Regions from separate parts of the Mus musculus genome. Here region 1 is linked to region 2. A link is a loop called in an ENCODE intact Hi-C map of the cell type or tissue named here. Cell type or tissue: left cerebral cortex. All regions are shown on one strand. Links, peaks and the distances in the headings refer to the core of each region. The heading gives the core; the rest is flanking DNA.

What was found. Hi-C counts contacts between places; a loop is a spot of excess contacts. Peaks named below come from ENCODE experiments on the same cell type or tissue, not always from the same donor. Only the 100,000 strongest peaks of a DNase experiment are listed, where the experiment ranks them.
Region 1: it touches region 2 in a loop (2.0-fold over the local background); 2 of 42 quality-filtered maps call a loop at or near these places.

The regions. Positions count from the first base shown.
Region 1 is chr15:42,576,073-42,586,498 of GRCm38, forward strand. The region is part of intron 1 of Angpt1 (angiopoietin 1); the gene reads right to left. Among named protein-coding and RNA genes, the nearest start is that of Gm41313, 85 kb to the right of the region's middle. In left cerebral cortex, for the core only: no CTCF peak of the experiment used is centred there; DNase peaks (open chromatin) are centred at 1,601 and 4,550.
Region 2 is chr15:42,809,541-42,819,966 of GRCm38, forward strand. No RefSeq gene overlaps it. Among named protein-coding and RNA genes, the nearest start is that of Gm41314, 110 kb to the left of the region's middle. In left cerebral cortex, for the core only: no CTCF peak of the experiment used is centred there; DNase peaks (open chromatin) are centred at 5,699 and 6,075.

The DNA.
Region 1 (10,426 bases), core at 819-8,818, 230 kb before region 2:
AAAAATGAAGACTGAAGTGTGGACACTATGCCCCTCCTTAGAAGTGGGAACAAAACACCCATGGAAGGAGTTACAGAAACAAAGTTTGGAGCTGAGATGAAAGGATGGACCATGTAGAGACTGCCATATCCAGGGATCCACCCCATAATCAGCATCCAAACGCTGACACCATTGCATATACTAGCAAGATTTTATCGAAAGGACCCAGATGTAGCTGTCTCTTGTGAGACTATGCCGGGGCCTAGCAAACACAGAAGTGGATGCTCACAGTCAGCTAATGGATGGATCACAGGGCTCCCAATGGAGGAGCTAGAGAAAGTACCCAAGGAGCTAAAGGGATCTTCAACCCTATAGGTGGAACAACATTATGAACTAACCAGTACCCCTGAGCTCTTGACTCTAGCTGCATATGTATCAAAAGATGGCCTAGTCGGCCATCACTGGAAAGAGAGGCCCATTGGACACGCAGACTTTGTGTGCCCCGGTACAGGGGAACGCCAGGGCCAAAGGGGGGGAGTGGGTGGGTAGGGGAGTGGGGGTGGGTGGGTAAGGGGGACTTTTGGTATAGCATTGGAAATGTAAATGAGCTAAATACCTAATAAAAAATGGAAAAAAAAAAAAAAAAAAACATCTTTGAGACAGGATCTCATATAGCTCAGGCTGGCTTTAAAATCAGCATTTATGCAAACAAGATTCACCTTAATCTCCTGATTATCAAAAAAAGGTGTCAGCACATACCTTTCTGTTTTCTGGATTTTATTCTCTGAAACAGACTGCAGGAGGGACAAGCAAAATATTAAATAAAAATATAAAATCAATGGGTAAAACATCCATAACCTAGAAAACATGATTCTGTTATTTGCTTTTATAGTTAAAATGAAAATAATGTCGTCCTGTTGTTACTTCTCCATTTCTTTGACCTGCAGGACAAATAATAAAATTGAAACATTGAATAATAAAGGAAAAAACAAACCTCAATTAGACTTTAGGTGATTATCTGGAAAGGTAATTGCTTTATTGGTTAAAGAGAAAGATGGCATGTCTATAGGAGTGTTTCTCCATGAAGATCTAATGTAATGACTCCAAGATTTTCAAAGGGTATATTGGTACCCATATGTAAAACAATCCTTTGTGTTGCCCATTTGTCAAAATAAGAAAAGCTGTGAATAAGGAAGCTAATTATGAGGAAGAAACTGAACATAGACATTGGGCATAAGTTATGAAAGAAGATAAAAGGCTAACTGTTCTTCAACTTCTAATTCTTTGTGGATTTGTGTTTTTAGTTTTAATAGTGGAGAGTAGATAAAAATGTATTTGATACTGAATGTGTAAATTTTAATGTGAAGCTTCACAGCTTCTTTTTTGAATGCCAACTCTAACAGTACATAAGTTTATTAACTTGCATAAAATTTGGGTCTGGTTAATTTGAATGTTTGATATTTTTTTTTTCTTGCAATGCTTTTTTTAACATAAGGATTATGTGAAGTGTAAAAAAGGAAGCTTAAGAATATTTTATAGTTGTGCCTATTCTGTGTCAAAAATCTATGCTGACTCATAACTGTAACTTTATATTCCAGCCCAATTTATGGTCTTGGCAGAAAAACAAATAGCACAGCCAAGAGCAAGGAGAGAGTACCTCAGTGAACTTACACAAGAGAAAACACTAGTCCAAATTAAAACCTCAGACTGATATGTATCGGTTACAGGGACAAGATGAGAGGGAGCAATGAACAGTACAAACACTTGTTCTAGTGCTGCCCTAAATGAGTCCACTAGGCTTGCAGACACTCACTTTGGAATCTCATAGAAACCCTATGGAAAGGCACCATTTTCCACTCTATCCTTTAGGGAAATTGTAAACCCAGGCAATGACTGGTTAAGTGACATTCCCAAAGTCAACCAAGCAGAAAGCAATGTGGTTAAGAACATAGTCAGTAGCATGTATGACCTTAGGCCACACTCTTAATTCCTAATTCAAACCACTGTCAGAGTTAAGAAATGTAAGAATGGGGAATAGAGTAAGACAAGCTGGCTAAAGTGCACTTAAAAGAACTTTAAATTTCTACTTAAGGTTAACTAAGCTTTGGTAGCTGAATTACACTTTCAAGAAAACTCTGCACAAGCTTATAAAATTATATACTGAACACTGAATGTTTCAATTTTGTTTCAGAATTTGAAAATTCAGTTAGATGGGTTTTGGATGTAGGATAGAAAGTAGTTTGATTAGATTGGCTAAAACAGCATTGTTTATTCTTCCATTACATTCTTTCTTTTTTTTTTTTTTTTTTTTTTTTTTTGAAAGGGGCCAGGGACATGGCTCAGCTAGTAAAGTACAAGCCAAGAGACTCAATCATCAGTACCAGAGTGGGGTGGCAAAATAAAGCCTATGTAAAGCCTACAGAAAGTCCCAAGCCAATGAGAAACTGTCTCAAAACCTAACCAACCAGCCAATCAAAAACAAACTAATAACCTCAAAGTGAGTGCCTATGGAACATCCACTGATACTGACTTTATTCATTCACAGGTGTAACATACACACACACACACACACACACACACACACACACACACACACTCACACACACACACACCTACATATAAAGTAGATTCTAGTTTTAGTTCAGTGGTTCAAAGATGTTATCAAAGAGCCCACATCTTCTCATCTTCAAACTCTACTGTAATCTTTGAGATGGTGTTGGTCTGAGGCATCATTTCTCATAGTCACAAAAATGTGTATGCAGCTACATGCATCACAGTTATATTCAAGGATGACCCCAAGGGTAATTTCTTCCACTGTGCTTGCTTGTTTGGTTGGTTAACTGGTGTTTAGCAAAGATGAAACCTATTGTAAGAATGCAGTATTTGCAAAAATCCTCAATAAAGTTCTCGCTAACCGAATCCAAGAACACATCAAAACAATCATCCATTCTGACCAAGTAGGTTTCATCCCAGGGATGCAGGGATGGTTCAATATATGGAAATCCATCAACGTAATCCAGTATATAAACAAACTCAAAGACAAAAACCACATGATCATCTCGTTAGATGCTGAGAAAGCATTTGACAAAATCCAACACCCATTCATAATAAAAGTCTTGGAAAGATCAGGAATTCAAGGCCCATACCTAACCATAATAAAAGCAATCTACAGCAAACCAGTAGACAACATCAAAGTAAATGGTGAGAAGCTGGAAGCAATCCCACCAAAATCAGGGACTAGACAAGGCTGCCCACTTTCTCCCTACCTCTTCAACATTGTACTTGAAGTCCTAGCCAGAGCAATTAGACAACAAAAGGAGATCAAGGGGATACAAATTGGAAAGGAAGAAGTCCTTCCTTTTTGCATATGATATGATATCACTTTTTGCAAAATATCACTTTTTGCAGATGATATGATAGTATATATAAGTGACCCTAAAAATTCCACCAGAGAACTCCTGAGGCTGATTAAACAGCTTCAGTGAAGTAGCTGGATATAAAAGGACACATGCTCCACTATGTTCATAGCAGCCTTATTTATAATAGCTAGAAGCTGGAAAGAACCCAGATGCCCCTCAACTTAGGAATGGATACAGAAAATGTGGTACATTTACACAATGGAGTACTACTCAGCTATTAAAAACAATGAATTTATGAAATTCCTAGGCAAATGGGTGGACCTGGAGGGCATCATCCTGAGTGAGGTAACCTAATCACAAAGGAACTCACACAATATGTACTCCCTGATAAGTGGATATTAGCCCAGAAACTTAGGATACCCAAGATATAAGATATAATTTGCAAAACAAATGAAACTCAAGAAGAACAAAGACCAAAGTGGGGACACTTTGCCCTTTCTTAGAATTGGGAACAAAATACCCATGGAAGGAGTTACAGAGACAAAGTTTGGAGCTGAGACGAAAGGATGGACCATCTAGAGACTGCCATATCCGGGGATCCATCCCATAATCAGCTTCCAAATGCTGACACCATTGCACACACTAGCAAGATTTTGCTGAAAGGACCCAGAGCTCTCTCTTGTGAGTCTATGCTGGGGCCTAGCAAAAACAGAAGTGGATGCTCACAGTCATCTATTGAATGGATCACAGGGCCCCCAATGGAGGAGCTAGAGAAAGTACCCAAGGAGCTAAAGGGATCTGCAACCCTATAGGTGTAACAATATTATGAACTAAACAGTACCCCGGAGCTCTTGACTCTAGCTGCATATGTATCAAAAGATGGCTTAGTCGGCCATCACTGGAAAGAGAGGCCCATTGGACTTGCAAACTTTATATGTCCCAGTACAGGGGAACGCCAGGGCCAAAAAGGGGGAGTGGGTAAGTAGGGGAGTGGGGGGGAGGGTATTGGGGACTTTTAGGATAGCATTGGAAATGAAAATGAGGAAAATACCTAATAAAAATATTAAAAAACAAAAACAAAATAAAAAAAAAGAATGTAGTATTTATCTACTGCTGAGATTTGGGCTTTCATCCCACAGTGTGACTGCAAAGGATACAGCATGCAAAGCACTTCCGTACAGTCTCTGTTATGGTAGGCAGGTTTTTTCAAGGAGGAAGGAGGCGCTATGTCACTGGCAAAGCTTTAATGTTTAAAAAGGGAATCTTCATCTGCTAGCATCCTTCACTGCTGTTAAAAATGACGAGGACAAAGAGAGTGTAACGTGGAAAAATCAAGTCATATAGGAAAGCTGATGAACACAAAACCCATAATGTTAACATATGTGTGTGTGTGTGTGTGTGTGTGTGTGTGTGTGTGTGTGTGTGTGTGTGTACGTGTACATGTGTACATGTGTGTGTGGTGAGAAAGAGTGTGTGAGAAAATGTGTGTGTGAGAGAAAGAGTATGTGAGGGAATGTGTGTGAGTGTGTGTGTTTGTGTTTGTGAGTGTGTGTGTTTGAGCATGTTTGCATTTGGATTAAAGTAGTTTTAGTTCTTTGTATTTTATATAATAGTGCTATTTTAGGAGCTTAAATTGCATCTATAAACATTTTTAGTTTTTAAAAAAAATACAACTCAAATAAAAATCCATTATTTGCTAACAAAATATTGGTGCTATTTGGGAGTACTTGGAAGCTGAGAGCTGAGCAGTCAGAAAGTGAACAAGACATTTTTATCAAATATGTACTTTGCATTACTGTCATGCAGAAATGAGAAAGACAAAGGAGTAATGGTCACTGGAGAATTTTTAAATTGGAAAAATAAAAATGTTTTGTTAAAGATGACGGTCTGACCCACAGCCTTAAAGAAAGGGCTGTTGCAACTTAACATATTAGATGCTTTGCTCTGTGGATTCCTCCCCCTGTGAGAACACCTTCCACTCTTGCCAAAGTCAGCTTTGTGCTGGCCACAAAAATTAAAACAGTTTGAAAGGAAGAAGAAAAATACTCATATTTTGTGGAAAGTAATTCACAGTTCTAACTATGTGTTGATATCTGCCAATATGTCAGTGTTTGTTTTAAGCAAAGGAATAACAGTTTTCTTGGATCATTGATCACTTTAAATCATTTTAATTGTATGTTTTACACTAAATACTTCTTGCTGCATAAACTTCAAACAGTACTGAAGAATAAACATTAAAAATAAAATTCCTGCTGGGCATGGGGGCGCATCTTTGTAATCCCAGAACTTGGAAGGCAGACCCTGAAAGATCAATAGTTCAAGTCCAGCCTTGGCTTCAGCTTCGGTCGGATGCCATTCTGGGTTCTATGAGACTCTGTCTACAGAACATCAAACAAAACAAACATAACACCTTATTTCAATGTCTCTAATGAAACTTGGCTCATTTTTTGCTGCAGATATAAAACTGTTATATTTAACATTTATCTCTTCAAGTATTTTCCTCATTTTCAGATATTTTAAGCTTCACTTGAGGATTAATACATGTGCTTTTTGAATTCAAGTAAAATATATCCTGCATAGCTGTCCGTTTCACTGCATAACAGCTGCTAACTTAATATGCACATTTTTCTTAGAATAAGCCCCATTGTTTTGCTTCTGTAAGAAGACATTGAAATCAATTTTTTGAAAATTGTACTCTAATGAATGTAGTTGACAATTTAAAGTGTTGATAGTGACAAACTGATGTCATCATAGACAGTACAAATCAGAGTTTGGAAATAACCCATTTCTAGTTTAAGCTGAATTGAGCCTGAACAATGTGGAGGAAATTACTATACTTGCTATAGCTCACGGATCTTGGAGTAAGGGCAAAACTGACTTGCTCCAAACTTACACATATACTAAAGCATCTTATATTTGCACTGGACTATAACTGCTTGAAATATCTGCATCTATAACCTAGTGTATAAGCCATTGATATATTCATAAGAAATGTCCTCTTCTAAGCTTAAATGAGATTTATAATTATGAAAGAAATGAATATTAATTGTAGTAATTTTAAGTAAAAATACATTTTAATGGTAAAAATTCCTTTATAATATCACCACCATTAGATAATGGCTTATTTCATCTTTATAATTTAGAAATTCATATTTATGTATATAGTATGTATAAACTACATAATGTAGTTTGGTAAATATCTAGTTACATTTAGAAAGCATTTATTTTCAACATTGAAATTACAAACATATATATAACTTCTTGTCTTTTCCTCCATAGTAATATATTATAAATAAGTAAATTATAGTTTTAAAATAATTAATTTCAAACTAACATAATGTAAACAAATGATTATAATACAAATGTATATAAATTTTGTCGAATTTATATTATTTAAGTTTTGTTTAAAATATAGTTATGACAATTACTTGTGCAAATAAAAATTGATGAGCCTCTGTGTTTTCTTTGTATGTTACTATAAATAAAATTATTAGCTCAGATTATAAATATAAAATATTTATAAGTAATATACTTATTTTAACCTGGTTTTTTGTTGTTTTTTGTTTTTGTTTTTTGTTCATGTTTTTTCAAGCCAGGGTTTCTCTGTGTAGGTCTGGCTGTCCTGGAAGTTACTCTGTAGACCAGGCTGGCCTTGAACTCAGAAATCTGCCTGCCTTTGCCTCCCAAGTGCTGGGATTAAAGGAGTGTGCCACCACCACCCGGATAAACTGTTTTAAACTATGTACATACTTATGCATATTTCAAGAATTTACATGTGGTACATGTAGGCAGATTTATTTTTTAATTGCCTAATTGTTTTCTAACAAGGGAAAGAAATAAAGGGTTTGGATTTGGGTGGGTGGGAAGGTGGGAGGGTCTAAGAGGAGTTAGAGGAGGGCGAACTATGTTCAGAACATATTGTTTGTAAAATTTTACTTTTTATAAAAATTAAAATTATTAAAAATAGAGTATATGTTTAAATCCTTGAGAAAATTACATGACTAATGACAGTTTTATTGTTTATAATAACATAATTTTCAACCTTTTGTTACATATATTGAAGTCTGGCAAATTATATTTATAGAATCCCTCATCATATTTTTTGACCAGTATCCTATCTACTTCCCTACATATCTATATATGATATATACAATACTCATATCTATTCATGAAAACTATTTGTAAATAATGACATTAGTATTTGTCCTAGTTCAATGTTTCTGTTAATACATCACATTAACAAGTATCACATATGTAGGATGTATAACTTTAACCTGAGAAAATTTTATATTTGATAATATAAAATGGAAACAAGCATGGAAGAAAATGTCCTAAGGTTATAAACCATGCCTTACACATGGACAGACAGGGAAAAGCAACACTTCCTATGACAAGTGACCAGTGGCAGTTAAAATTATAAGAAATGTCTTTTTAAAAGGATGCAAGAATGGAATTTTATGACCATCAGGAAACTCTTGAAGGAAAAATAAATAAATATTCTCATGTAGGTCCTTTTAATTTAATTATATTGTGGAGTAACATAAAGGCAATACAAATTCTCTTGCTGTCTAAGCTTCAGCAAAGACGCCTGTGCGTCCTTTCTGTTATTTATACCAACACAGATGAGGAATAATGATAATTGCTATCTTACAAGGTTTTGAGAATAATTAAATCATGTAATTTATGTAAAGCGCTTGGCAAAATGTTCGGAACAGAATTGTTCCTCCATAAATCATCATAGGAATGGCCATTCTAGAAGTATTTTTATACTTACAAAGAAATTCTCTCTACCATTAAATCCTTCAGCAAACAAAAGGCCATTTTACATAAACTCTACTCTTTTAGGAAACTGCTCACAGTGAATTTGTGTCTGTTGAAAGCTTGCTAGTGCATTGGCCCTTTGAGAAAGTGCAGCATCTTTGAAGTGCAGGGGACTTGGATTGATGGGTTCCTTCCTCTTTGGTGCTCATTCTTAGCTCTTGTACAATCGAAACAGAAAAGACGGGCCGAGGGGGGCGTTCTGTTCCACAATGGTGATTCCACAGAGCTGACCCAGGCCATACATATGGCCCCCAGTAGGTGGATTTTATTTAAATTAATAAGATTGTTCTATGTTTAATTCATGATGCAGGGACTTAAAAGCACTATGATAACTAGGGAAGGTCAAAACATAACTCATTGTAGATCATATTTCTATAAACAGCAGGGTGCCCTTTTTGAAGTGGATATAACAAATATCAGAAGACACACTGGAGAAAAAAAAAATCAACATATACAGACAGTATGTATCAAACACTGAGGAACAGCCTCTGGACTTAATTCTGGACTTTATGACTTTTATTTTTGTTCTCAGTTTGCATGGCTTTGTGCACAACTTAGAAGGCTGTGCTCTTTGCTCTGATGTAAGATGAGAATATTGTATTTAGTATCATGAGATGTGACATCCTATCTGGACCTCACTTAAGTGCTTTGCATTCCCTCTAGCTTGCACATGGGAAATGGTTGGTCACCTCTAAAGGGAAAAAAATCAACAAAAATGTCTTCAGTAAAGATCATATCCCCAAAGAAGGAAGGACTTTGAAAGAGAGCAAGGAGGAGCATATTTGGAGAGTGGGTTTGTGGAGAAAGATGAGGAAGAGAAAAAAATGACATATTATGAACTCAAAAATTATTATCATTATTATCATTAATCTTTATTTGAAGAAACCATATCCAAGACAGCTTAAATGGACTGAAAATGGAAAATAGCCAACAAAGAGTTAAGGGTTAATCTCTTGGTTTGATTTTTCTTCTCCCTCCTACTCACTGACTTTGGGTCAGTTCATTGCTCTTGGTACTTCTACAAGAGGCTGTGTCTGCTGGGTCAAAAAAGGAGGAGAGATCATCAGTCAATTTTGCAGTTTGCTAGCTGTTAAAGGGAGGCTGGGTTAGAACAGATGACTACAATGAGGACTGGGGATTATCTGTGACTTTCAAAAGCCATTGTTCCCCTATTATTATGAAAACCACTGGTGGGCTGTAAGCTCACTTCCTCATTCACGCCCATAGTAGAAAGTGAATTCAGAAAACATCCCCACAGAGCCCTGAACTCAACTTTCAATTGAGAGTAATGTACAGAAATGTCATTCTCTTAAAAAAAAAAAAAAAAAAAAAAAAAAAAAAAAAAAAAAAAAAAACACAGCAATTTAGTCGGCCACCATTTGAGAAAGCCAAACTCAGCTGTTTCCAGAGCTCACTATTGTCAATGACTTTGTGGTTTTGCAATAACAACGTAAAATGTGCTTTCAGTGGGGATTCCCTTTTAATTCTCTACTTCTAAGTGTCTGCTATCTTCTCCATATGTTTCTTGTTGTGTACGCTAAACAGCGAAATAAAACTTATCTTGCAAGAGCTGTCTGGTTCCAGTGGTTGCTTAGTTATTCTTAGAAAGTAGAAATTGTCACTTGTTAGAGGGAATTTTTACAAGTCTGAAAAGATTGCTGTAAAAAAGGTTTTGTTTTCCTTCATTTGTCTTGAGAATTTTCACACAGAAAAAAAAAATTAAGTGTGCTTCCATCTGTTACTAAAGTGTTCATCTGAAAGTAGGAAAAATACAAAGAGGGGGAAAGAGGTGGGAGGGGAGGGCCCTGCTGTCTATGAACTGCTACTGTTCAGAGTCACTCTATCCCTCTCCTTAGAAAGCACAGTGAAGGCAGTGAAAGATGTTTAAATAGCGATAATGGATTGCAAATACAGGCACTCTTATCTTTGGAATTTTAAAGTGGACAGGAGGAAGCAGGGCATATTTTGTTTAAGGCTTATGCCTAAAGTTGAGCTTTTATCTTTTGTAGGTCCTTCTCTGCTTGTTGGTTTCCAGAATATATATTGAAGCTTTGGGTTCAGACAAAAAAAAAAAAAAAAAAAAAAAAAAATCACACAGAAAATAAAACTACAGCATGTGATGTAGGAAGCAGCAATTTGGGGAAAAGACTTAAAATAAATATGTTCTCCTAAGCAGAGCTCAGAGAATGGGGGTCTATGGAACACTGATGTCAGGGACATTGGGATATTGAATCATGTTTGTCATTCATCGCCCTTCACTCACTGAT
Region 2 (10,426 bases), core at 1,158-9,157:
CTTTAAAGATAAGGAACTGAGGCTGGAAGGTAAAGTCAAGTTGAGAGTCAAACTCCGGACAGTCTGTGACTGATGGGACCCATCCTTGCCATGATTAATACATGATGATTAGCAAAAAGTTGGTAAAAAAAATATCCACTGTATTTCTTTAACTGGTAATACCAGACTGACAAGTATTGATAATACCATAAAAAGATTTGTTTTCCATTACTAAAAGTCTCATCAAAAATAAAGATTAAGTTATTAGACACATACACAGATACAAGAGATACAGATACACACTGCCTGTAATATTTAAGAAAACAAGTACTTCGTTCTTAACATTGTGATTTAGGGGGTGTTTTGAGGTTTTCAAAAAGAAGTAAAAAATTATACAAATGTTTAAGAATAAATATTCTAATTTTAATGAGGGAATTTCAATAACTTTTATTATATTTTAACTCTTATTACATATATTCATTATTTTGAGGGGAGAAATGGCATATGACTGCATAGGGGTGTAAACGACAACCTGTCAGTTGTCTCCTACCAAGTAGGTTCTGAGGACCAAACTCAGATCTTCAGGCTTGGCAGCAAACACTTTCACCTGCTGAGCAAATTTTGTGGCTTCCTCTGTGTGTGTGTGTGTGTGTGTGTGTGTGTGTGTGTGTGTGTGTATGCAATTGTGTGTACTCTATGGAACAATCATAGTGGAATCATCCTTAACATTTACAAATGTTTCCTAATCTTTACTTCTAGGAAATCAGAAATTTCAAAACTTCAGATTGATATAGAATTGTCACTGCATTTCCTCTCAATCTTCATTTTGCAAATGTCAAACAGCTTGTTAATAAGACAAAGGGGTGGGTTTTTTACTCCTGTGGTAAAGAAGAACCTCAGTAGAGTCCCATTTTTCATCAGCGGCTTAAGTTTGGCTGATATTTAAAATTAGGGTGTGAATCCTAAATAAATCTCTCCTTTGAAGGCTTGCTTGAGTTCGTGTCATCTTCTAATCCCTTAGGATTGGCAGGCAGTGTAAAGTGAGTTCGTTTCAGAGGATCAATAAGTATTGTACACTGTCAGCTCAAGCTTTCTGTTGAAGCAGCATTGTGTCCTTCAGAAAGTTCGTGAATTGAACAATGAAGGTGTTCACACATGTCTCCTAACATGGATAGCAAAGAGACTTTGGAGTTTTGAAGGACAATCTGCAATAATAAATACTTATGGTCATCTAAAGTAAGTATAAAAGAAAAAAGTAGGCTAATATCACTCTTCCAAGCAGTTACAGATTGCAGGTGACCAGTATATCACTTCATAAGCAGCCACTTTCTGCAAAAGCTAATGAGCCAGCTTTAACTATAAACTTGACATAGCATAGAATCATCTGGGAAGAGATTCTCAAAGAGGGATTAACTAGATCAAGTTGTCCTGAAGACATGTTGGTAGAAGATTGTCTTGGTAGAAGACCCAGCCTGAGAGTGGATGGAGCTACTCCCTCCTTTGGACTGTATAAAAATAGAGAAGTTTAGATGACTGCTAAGCATGAATATATTCCTTTCTCTCTGTGTATAACTGTCAGTGTGTAATGATTTGCTGTTTCAAGTTCCTATTACTTCAACTCCCTTGAAATAATGGACTGTAACCAGGATCTGTGAGTTAAAATACATTCTTCCAGCTGTAAGTTGCTTTATGGTAAAGCATTTTTTTTATCACAATAGAGACTAATGAAGCTAAGACACAGGCATTGAGCTTGTAGTGAGTGTTTGTAAAACAGTAACATGAGGCAGAAATTTTACATAACTTTGAAAGGAAGGCTCATAATGAAGTGTTTTGAAAAAAAAAAGCTGGTTTTAAGCAGAAGGAATCAGCTTCACATTCAAGTATTCATTATCTAATTCCCTTTCTGAAGCTATCTTTTTTAGTCGGAAGAAGAAATGTCCTCCATCCACTCATGTATTTTAACCCTTAGTTTCAGTGGTGATACTGTTAGAGAGGGTGATAGAAACTTTGGGTTGTGGAGGTTGGTGGGAGAAAGTCCTGTCATTGAGGCACACTTTCTTTTTTTTTTTTTTTCTTTTTTTTTCCGCATTTTTATTAGGTATTTAGCTCATTTACATTTCCAATGCTATACCAAAAGTCTCCCATACCCACCCACCCCCAATCCCCTACCCACCCACTCCCCCTTTTTGGCCCTGGCGTTCCCCTGTCCTGGGGCATATAAAGTTTGCGTGTCCAATGGGCCTCTCTTTCCAGTGATGGCCGACTAGGCCATCTTTTGATACATATGCAGCTAGAGTCAAGAGCTCCGGGGTACTGGTTAGTTCATAATGTTGTTCCGCCTATAGGGTTGCAGATCCCTTTAGCTCCTTGGCTACTTTCTCTAGCTCCTCCATTGGGAGCCCTGGAGGCACACTTTCTGATTTATAGTCTCAAGTCTTTCCTGGTCCCTCTTCCTCTTCCCATGTGTAAATGGAAATGTCACCTGCCAGTTTCTTGCTTCTGCTGCTAAACAGGCTTTCCCCATGAAGATGGCTTCTGCCTCTCTGAAACCAAAAGCTAAAAATATTTCATCCCAGCAACATGAAAGTAATACACCAGTTAGGAAATGGACATACCTCATGTTAGTGGCCTTTATGACTACTGAGGACACACTTTGGGAAAACACAAAAAGGGAATAGGTAAAATTGATGGGGGGACATGGAAAACCAAGAAAGTAGATCGGGGTTGTCTAAAGGGAGATAGGGAAAGGAAGACGAAAGAGAAGAAATCGAAGGCAAAAGAGATTTAACACATTTTATACAGCCAATAACATTGGAGTAACAAGACAGTTTAAAGAAATAATCTACCAAGACTTTTATGTGATAGCTAATAAAATCTTTTCTTCAGTCTCCTTATGACATCATTATCCCTCGGGCCTTCCTTGTAAATACTCATCTAGAGTTCTCTGCCAATGTCAAGGTTCCAGAACTTTTCTATCAGAAGTGACCTGACCATCCATAAATGGCAGAGCAGTGGTTGCTATTTAGCATCAAACTCCTAAAAGGCCAGAGTACCATTAGAATTGTAAGCAAAGGAAAGCTGCCAATGAAATGCTGAGAGACCTGTCTGGTGGAGGTGGTAGACCATTTGCCCTACCATATTTAACTGGTTTGATGAATATGTTTTTATTTAGAATACACCCCTCTTAACTTTATTCTCTGGCAACTTCAAAAAGTGCATGTAAAACTAGACCAAAAGAATATCAGACCAGCTGTCCTCAGACTCACTCTACCTTCTCCTCTTGTTCGTCCACAAGTAAATTGAAACACAATCTAAATAATAAAAATGAGACTGAATCAATTAATCAGAGACCACCATAACTTCTAACTGGCCATGCTAGTAAAGCAGATGCCTATCTGTAGCCTAGCCAGTCATGTATGTCTTCACACTACTTCCTTCATCATCCTAACAATGAAGTACTATCTCTGCTAGTGGGAAGAATTCTGAATCTTTTATGGTTTAGTACCCAACACAGAAATCCTTCAATAGCCGGGCGTAGTGGCACACGCCTTTAATCCCAGCACTGGGGAGGCAGAGGTAGGCAGATTTCTGAGTTAGAGGCCAGCCTGATCTACAAAGTGAGTTACAGGACAGCCAGGACTATACAGAGAAACCCTGTCTCAAACAACAAAACAAAACAAAACAAAACAAAACAAAACAAAACAAACAAACAAACAAAAAGAAAGAAAGAAAAAGAAGTCCTTTGATACTGAGATGTACTCTTATTACATTTATTTCATGGCAAGTTCTTTTTTTCACAAAATGAAACACTCTCTTAGACAAGAAACGGGAAGAGAATAACAACAAGAATCTTTGAGCACACAACATGCTTGCTCATGGAAACTGTTCTTTGCAGGCTGAATTAGGGGATGACATTTAGCTGAAAGCTCATTTGATTCTGTGCTTGGATGAACTCAATTCAGAAGTGGGATGGGTCACATGCAGCCTACAACTTGAGTGCAGACTTGAAATGTACTAAATTTCTCAGAAACTTTGAACTCATATTTCGTGTACTTTTGGATTTGGTGTGTATTAGTGAAAGATTGAATTCAGAAAAAAAAATGGGCCATGCCAATCAGCTGTGGTGTAACAAAGAGCTTGCTGATACAAGTTAAAGAATGAAATCTTCTTGTTTAATAAGAAGTAGGTGGTACCACCTCAAGATCTCTGACATAGGAATTATGAAAACATGGCACATCTATTTTTCATTTTCTGACTATTCAACCAGCCTGAAAAGTCATAACTATGGAGAACATTCCCATTTCCTAAATTTATGGTCCTGTCACACTTTGTTGATGTTACTTAAAAATTCTTATAGAGATCACTCTGGAATTTGCACAACTGTTCATTTAGTGAAGAACACTGTGTTCACTTCTTCTACCCCATATAATATTCACTACTATACTCTCTTTATTTAGGAGTTAATGAAAATTCGTCACCACTGCCTTCTGAATTTCTATTCTGACCTTCTAAAGCATTCCCATTTTCATATATCATCATATTTTATACTATACTGTATTTGACAACTCATATTGTCTTTTATTCTATGCAATCTTTGGAAATTTTTCTTGAAACATCTTTGTCAATTTTACAAAAATACTAATGTCCATAGCACTTTGCTGGTGGGAGGTGTCCAGTGAGACCACTAATACTCAGCTTTTGATCATCCTTAGCTTCATTCATTTACATACTGGCACACTTCCCTGACTACATTTGTTGAGAATATGTTTCCACCTGAACTCATAAGACTAAAAGGCTACATTCTCCTAAAACCAGTAGTTAAACGTCCTTTACTCAATTGAGACTCTCAGTAACATCTTCCCTTGCTTTCCATGAGTAACCAACCCATTCTTGAAGTGGTTTCTCTGGCCAAAGAGAAAAACCTGCTCTGGGTAGGTAGGCTTTAGTCTATGCTCATCCCTGGACCAGAGGTGAATTAACACTAAGAGATCTGAACAGGGAACAAGCAGGAGTTTTTCAGAAGTTCTGAGTACTAAGAGAGAAGTGATTGAGACCTGACAAATATTGAGGTTTTTTGCAGTAAATAAATGACACAGTGACTGATTAAAATTTAAGTCCTTATAGTTCCATCTATAGGCAAATGCTATAAATACCATTCATTTGTTTAGCAAATATTTTCACGAATATTTTGGGCTTCTATTACTCTTTGTAGTGAGTTAACACCAACTTTTGGAGTTGACGCTCACAGAGGAATTTTTGAAATCTGTATAATAAATGGGAACTTTTCCAACAGTATGTCACAGCTTCCAAGGAAGATTCTTGACTGGACAAACTTTTATTTCAATGTACTTATTTGAAAATGGATTTCAAATTTGAGTGAATTACACTGACCAGTTGTAGTCACTGGAAGTGGTTTAGGAAGAATGGCTATGTCTGAATAATTAAGGCAAGAAACATCATTTTAACTCTAATTATAGTAGGAAAGCATTAATGAAACTTAAATATATACAATATTTTATTATTCATACTTCCATGAAGGGTTCAACTTATAGGACAGAAATGATGGACAGAGACTCTATATGGTCAGTACAAATATTCCAGCTACTTCTTAACATCTAAAAATGCTTAGACACACTCACTCCCCTGCCCCTCGCTCTGGGAATTTCAGTACAACTTGGCTGCTCAGAGAAAAATCTTTCTCTCCTAACACCTTTTTTGTGATGAGAGAAAGCTGCCAAGAAAACTTCTACCAGATGGAACTGGGTCTGAAAAATGTTTCTCTCGAGTCAGGTGTTATAATTATTTTTGACAATGCTTTTGCTGGATGACTCTTTAATCCTACTGAATTTTATAGAGGAATAAATCAAACACCTGCTGCACTATATATTATTTTTGTGGTATTCTTAATCTTTCTAATTCATGCTTTAGGACATAGAGACATTTCAGTTATGGGCATATGTACAGCCCTTGATTCCTTCTTATACGATTAAAACAGACATGCTTCTAGAGTAAAACACAGTAGTTACAATTTACAATGTTATTCAGTACCAAACCAGTCTCAGAACCTACAACTGAAGACAATATTATAAGCAGAAAAAAGCATGGAATCACGGATTTAGATGCTTTGAGCAGATGCCCCAGGTCTTTGCCTTGATACTTTGCAATTTGTAGGATTTCTTAACTTAGAAGGTAGTAACTATTTAGATCTTAGAGTTATTGTTTATCTCAAAAAGAAACATGAGTAATGTATGTGAGCTTTGTAACTACACAGTCACCTAGGCTCTGCATTGATGCTTTCTAGAAAAATGTCCTTAAAAATACTTGCAATCTAATACACTATGGTGAAGTCATCACAGATCTGTGATATCTACCACACCCTCTGTCTGACAAAGTGCAGCACAGTGATAATGATCACTGATATTGATAAATTATATGCAAAGAACTCTGCACAATTTTCCATTCCAAAATGCAACCATCCTATGAGGTAACTGATATCACAATTGCTATTTTATAATTAAAAATTAAGGTTAATAAATTTTAACTAACTTCCCCAAGCATATGTTGGAGGATGTTTTGTGCACAGTATATTCAAATCCTGACTTCTGTACCCAGAGATTTGGTTGCAATCAGGACATTCATATTGTGAGTATGATGTGTTTCTTTTCTCAATATTTTGTAAAATGTTGTTCTCCTTCTGATTGGATAAAGAACTAAACAACTCATAGCTAGGCAGGAGAGGAAAAGGCAGGATTCCTGGGCTCAGAGAGGAAGATTCTCAAGTGGGGACCAGTGAAGCTGATATAGGGACATGGATGAAGAAAGATGTGCCAGAGTGAGACTAAAATGACAGGTAAGGGACCACATGGTTTGGAAATAGTTCAGGCCAGCCTTGTCAGGTTAGAATAGCTGAATATCAGCTCAGCTATAGTGCCTGAAGCTTTTAATGAATATAAAAGTTTCCATGTCATTAGTCAGAGCAATGGCAAGCTTAGAGAAGACCCTACTTTCAGAAGTATATGCAACTGAACAATCTGGAATTGATACTCAAGCCATGCCTTTTCATACTCTGTAAGTTTCTTTGCTTCCTGGTTCCTTTGCTTATTTTCTCCATCCTTACAGTTTGATGAAATACAATCTCTTATAAACATAAATTTGACTCATGGAAAAGAAGATTAAATGCTAATTTTAGTAGTGAAAGTTCATTTGATAATCAATAAACATTTACATTTTGTGGGGTTTTGTATGAAAATGGCACCCATAAGCTCATACACTAATGTTTGGTTCATAGTCCATGGACTCCTTAGAAAGAATTGCAAAACATGACCTTGTATGATGAAATGTGCTACTGTGCATAGGCTTTAGAGTTTCAAAGCAGGCCCCCTCTCTGTCAGTCTGTGTGTGTGTGTGTGTGTGTGTGTGTGTGTGTGTGTGTGTGTGTGTGTGTGTGTATCTGTCTGTCTTCTTCCTGTCTACTGATCAGGACATAAGCTTTCAGCTGCTGAGCCTGTACCATGTCTGCCTGCCTGCTGTCATGCCCTGTCATGCTCCTGAAATGAAGATCACTGACCACCCTTCAAACTGTAAGCCAGCCCCCAATTAACTTCTTTCTTCTATAAGCTGCCTTGGTCATGGTTTCTCTTCAAAGCAGTAGAACAATAACTAAGACACATTTTTTTCATAACATCATAGTCTAGAACAAAGTAAATGAGACCTCTTTAATATTTTTTAAACTTCTTCAAAGCTCTCTGTAAGTCTGAAAGCTTTGTAAGGCTAACAACATTCCATACTACACATTACCACCCAACAACTCATATTCTGATGGTCTTTGGTTGCCTTCACTTTGGGGGCTGCTATGTTGTTATAACATGGATGTAAAAATAGCTGTTAAATTTCCTGCTTACGAAGTTCCAGCTCTGGTATATTCCCTAAAAAGAATATGTAGTTGTGACTGAATATCTTCAGACATAATTTAAGGAACGAGACAGAAATCATTGCTTGGCCAGAATATTGTGCTGGCAGGAACATGTGGCAGAGGCTGAGGTTCAAATCTTATAAAGCAAAAGGCAGGAAGAAAGATAGGAGCCAGGTCTGGTACTACCTTCAAAGGCCCACTCTTGGTCACCAATGAAGTCCAGCCAGTGTCCACCTGCTAGAGCTCCTCTAACTGTAAGATCAAGTGTCCAAGGCAATAGTCTATGGGGGAGGTGTCCTAACCAAACATTAATGCCATTTTAAATATCCTGAGAAACTCCCATTACATACTGTTTTCTACACCAGATGTATCATTTTATATTCGTACCAGCAATGAACAAGATCCTTAGATTCTCTATATCATTAAACATTAACTTACCTACCTAAAAATAATAAACATAACATAGCTTTAAATTTTAAAATAAACAACTATTATTTTCAATTTTGAAGAGGAAAATATACGTAGAAACACAATAGAATCAAAATAAATGTAGCATGGTTTCACTGAATATAAAATAGACATAGGGGAGAGGGAAGAAGGCAGCTGAATGGGACAGCAGCAGTGAGGGGAGCAGGAGGGATCAGCTGGAGGGAGGTATGACAGACAGAGTATAGGGAGAAAGAAAGAACTGGAATCCATGTGAAGCAGGCATCTCTGGGGCAAGCTAGAAATGTAGACCAATGGAAACTCCCAGAAATCTATGAGGATGACCCTAGCTAAGACTCCTATCAATGGTGATATGGAGCCTGAAACAGCCACCTCCTATGATCAGAGAAAACTTCCACAAAACCTTCACCCTACAATTTTTCCTGCCTACAAGATATGCAGGTTCAAAGATGAAGGAGAAATTGAGGGAATGGTCAACCAATGTCTATCAATGTCAGTTTGAGAATCTTGCCAGGAAAGAGAGCCTACCCCTGACACTATTAATGATACCCTGACATGCTTGAACACAGGAGCCTAGTATAACTCATCTAAGATGCTTCATCTAGCAGCTTATGGAAACAGATGCAGAAACTCAGTCAAACATTAGACAGAACTTGGGGAATCCTATTAAAGGGAAGGAGGAAGGACTGTAGGAGCCAGAGATGTCAAAGAAACTACAAGAAAACATACAGAATCAACTATCCTGGGCCCATTAGTGGCTCACAGAAACTAAATTGCCAAACAGAGCATGCATGGGATGGACCTAGGTCCTCTGCACATATGGAACACTTTTGCAGTTTGTCTTCAAATGGGATTCCTAATAGCAGGAGCAGGTAGTGCATCCGACTGTTGCTTGCCTCTGGATGCCTTTTACCTAACTGGGTTGCCTTTCCTAGTTACAGTAGGAGAAGATGCACCTAGTCCTGCTGCAACTGGATATGCCAAGGCAAGCTGATACCCATAGAATCTCTCCCCTTTTCTGAGGAGAGAGGGAGAATGGAGGACAGGGAGATGTTGGGGAAGGGCAGATGAGATAGAGGGATGAAGATGTGATGTGACCAGGATGTAATGTAAATTTCAAAGGTCTCTGTCTTTATAGTCCTTGTAACATAGTATTTGAAAGTAGCACAAATTTTTGCTGTATTCCCTATTTCATTAAGTTATTGTTCTTTGTGTAATTAATATAAACCCACCACTGTCCTTTTCTTTAACTTTTACATTCATGTGATAGCAATGTCATGCTAATTCTCCTAGTACATCTTTCTCAAATCATCTTTTCTACTTTGCCACTGTGATTGCCTTGGTGATCTCCTCATCAACTCTAGGCTGCTCTGGAGCAGTTTCCTCTTCCCTTGGATATTCTAAAGTCACCATTTAAAGAAGCCAGTGCAGTCATAGAACTGCCTTTGCCTTATGCACTGGCTAGTTTCCTGTGTCAACTTGACACAAGCTGGAGTTATCACAGAGTCAGGAGCCTCCCTTGAGGAAATGCCTCCATAAGATCCATCTGTAAGGCATCAGTGCCATCCCTGTGTTGGTACTCCTGGGTTCTATAAGCAAGCAAGCTGAGCAAGCCTAGGGAAGCAAGGCAGTAAGCAGGACCCCTCCATGGCCTCTGCATCAGCTCCTGCCTCTAAGTTCCTGCCCTGTGTGTGCTCCTGTCCTGGCTTCCTTTGGTTATGAACAACAATGTGGAAGTATAAGCTGAATAAATCCTTTCCTCCTCAACTTGATTCTTGGTGATGATGTTTTGTGCAGGAATAGAAACCTTGACACCTTATCTACCTCTTCATCTGATTGTCAAAAACATGGGGTATGTCATAGGGCAAAACATGCCAGTCAAACTAAAGCATTGATCCCTTGAGTGATTAATCATTTTGCAGATTATTCTAAACAAAGTTTGTTATGTAGTAGAAAGAAATTTTGGATAAGTTTAAATAAAAATCATATGTGTCAAAGCTTCGTCTCAAGTGAGAGTCTTTAGACTATGTGGGTATGGTGGCAGAAACCCAGGGGGTGTTTCTTTATACCTACCAAACACTGAAGACT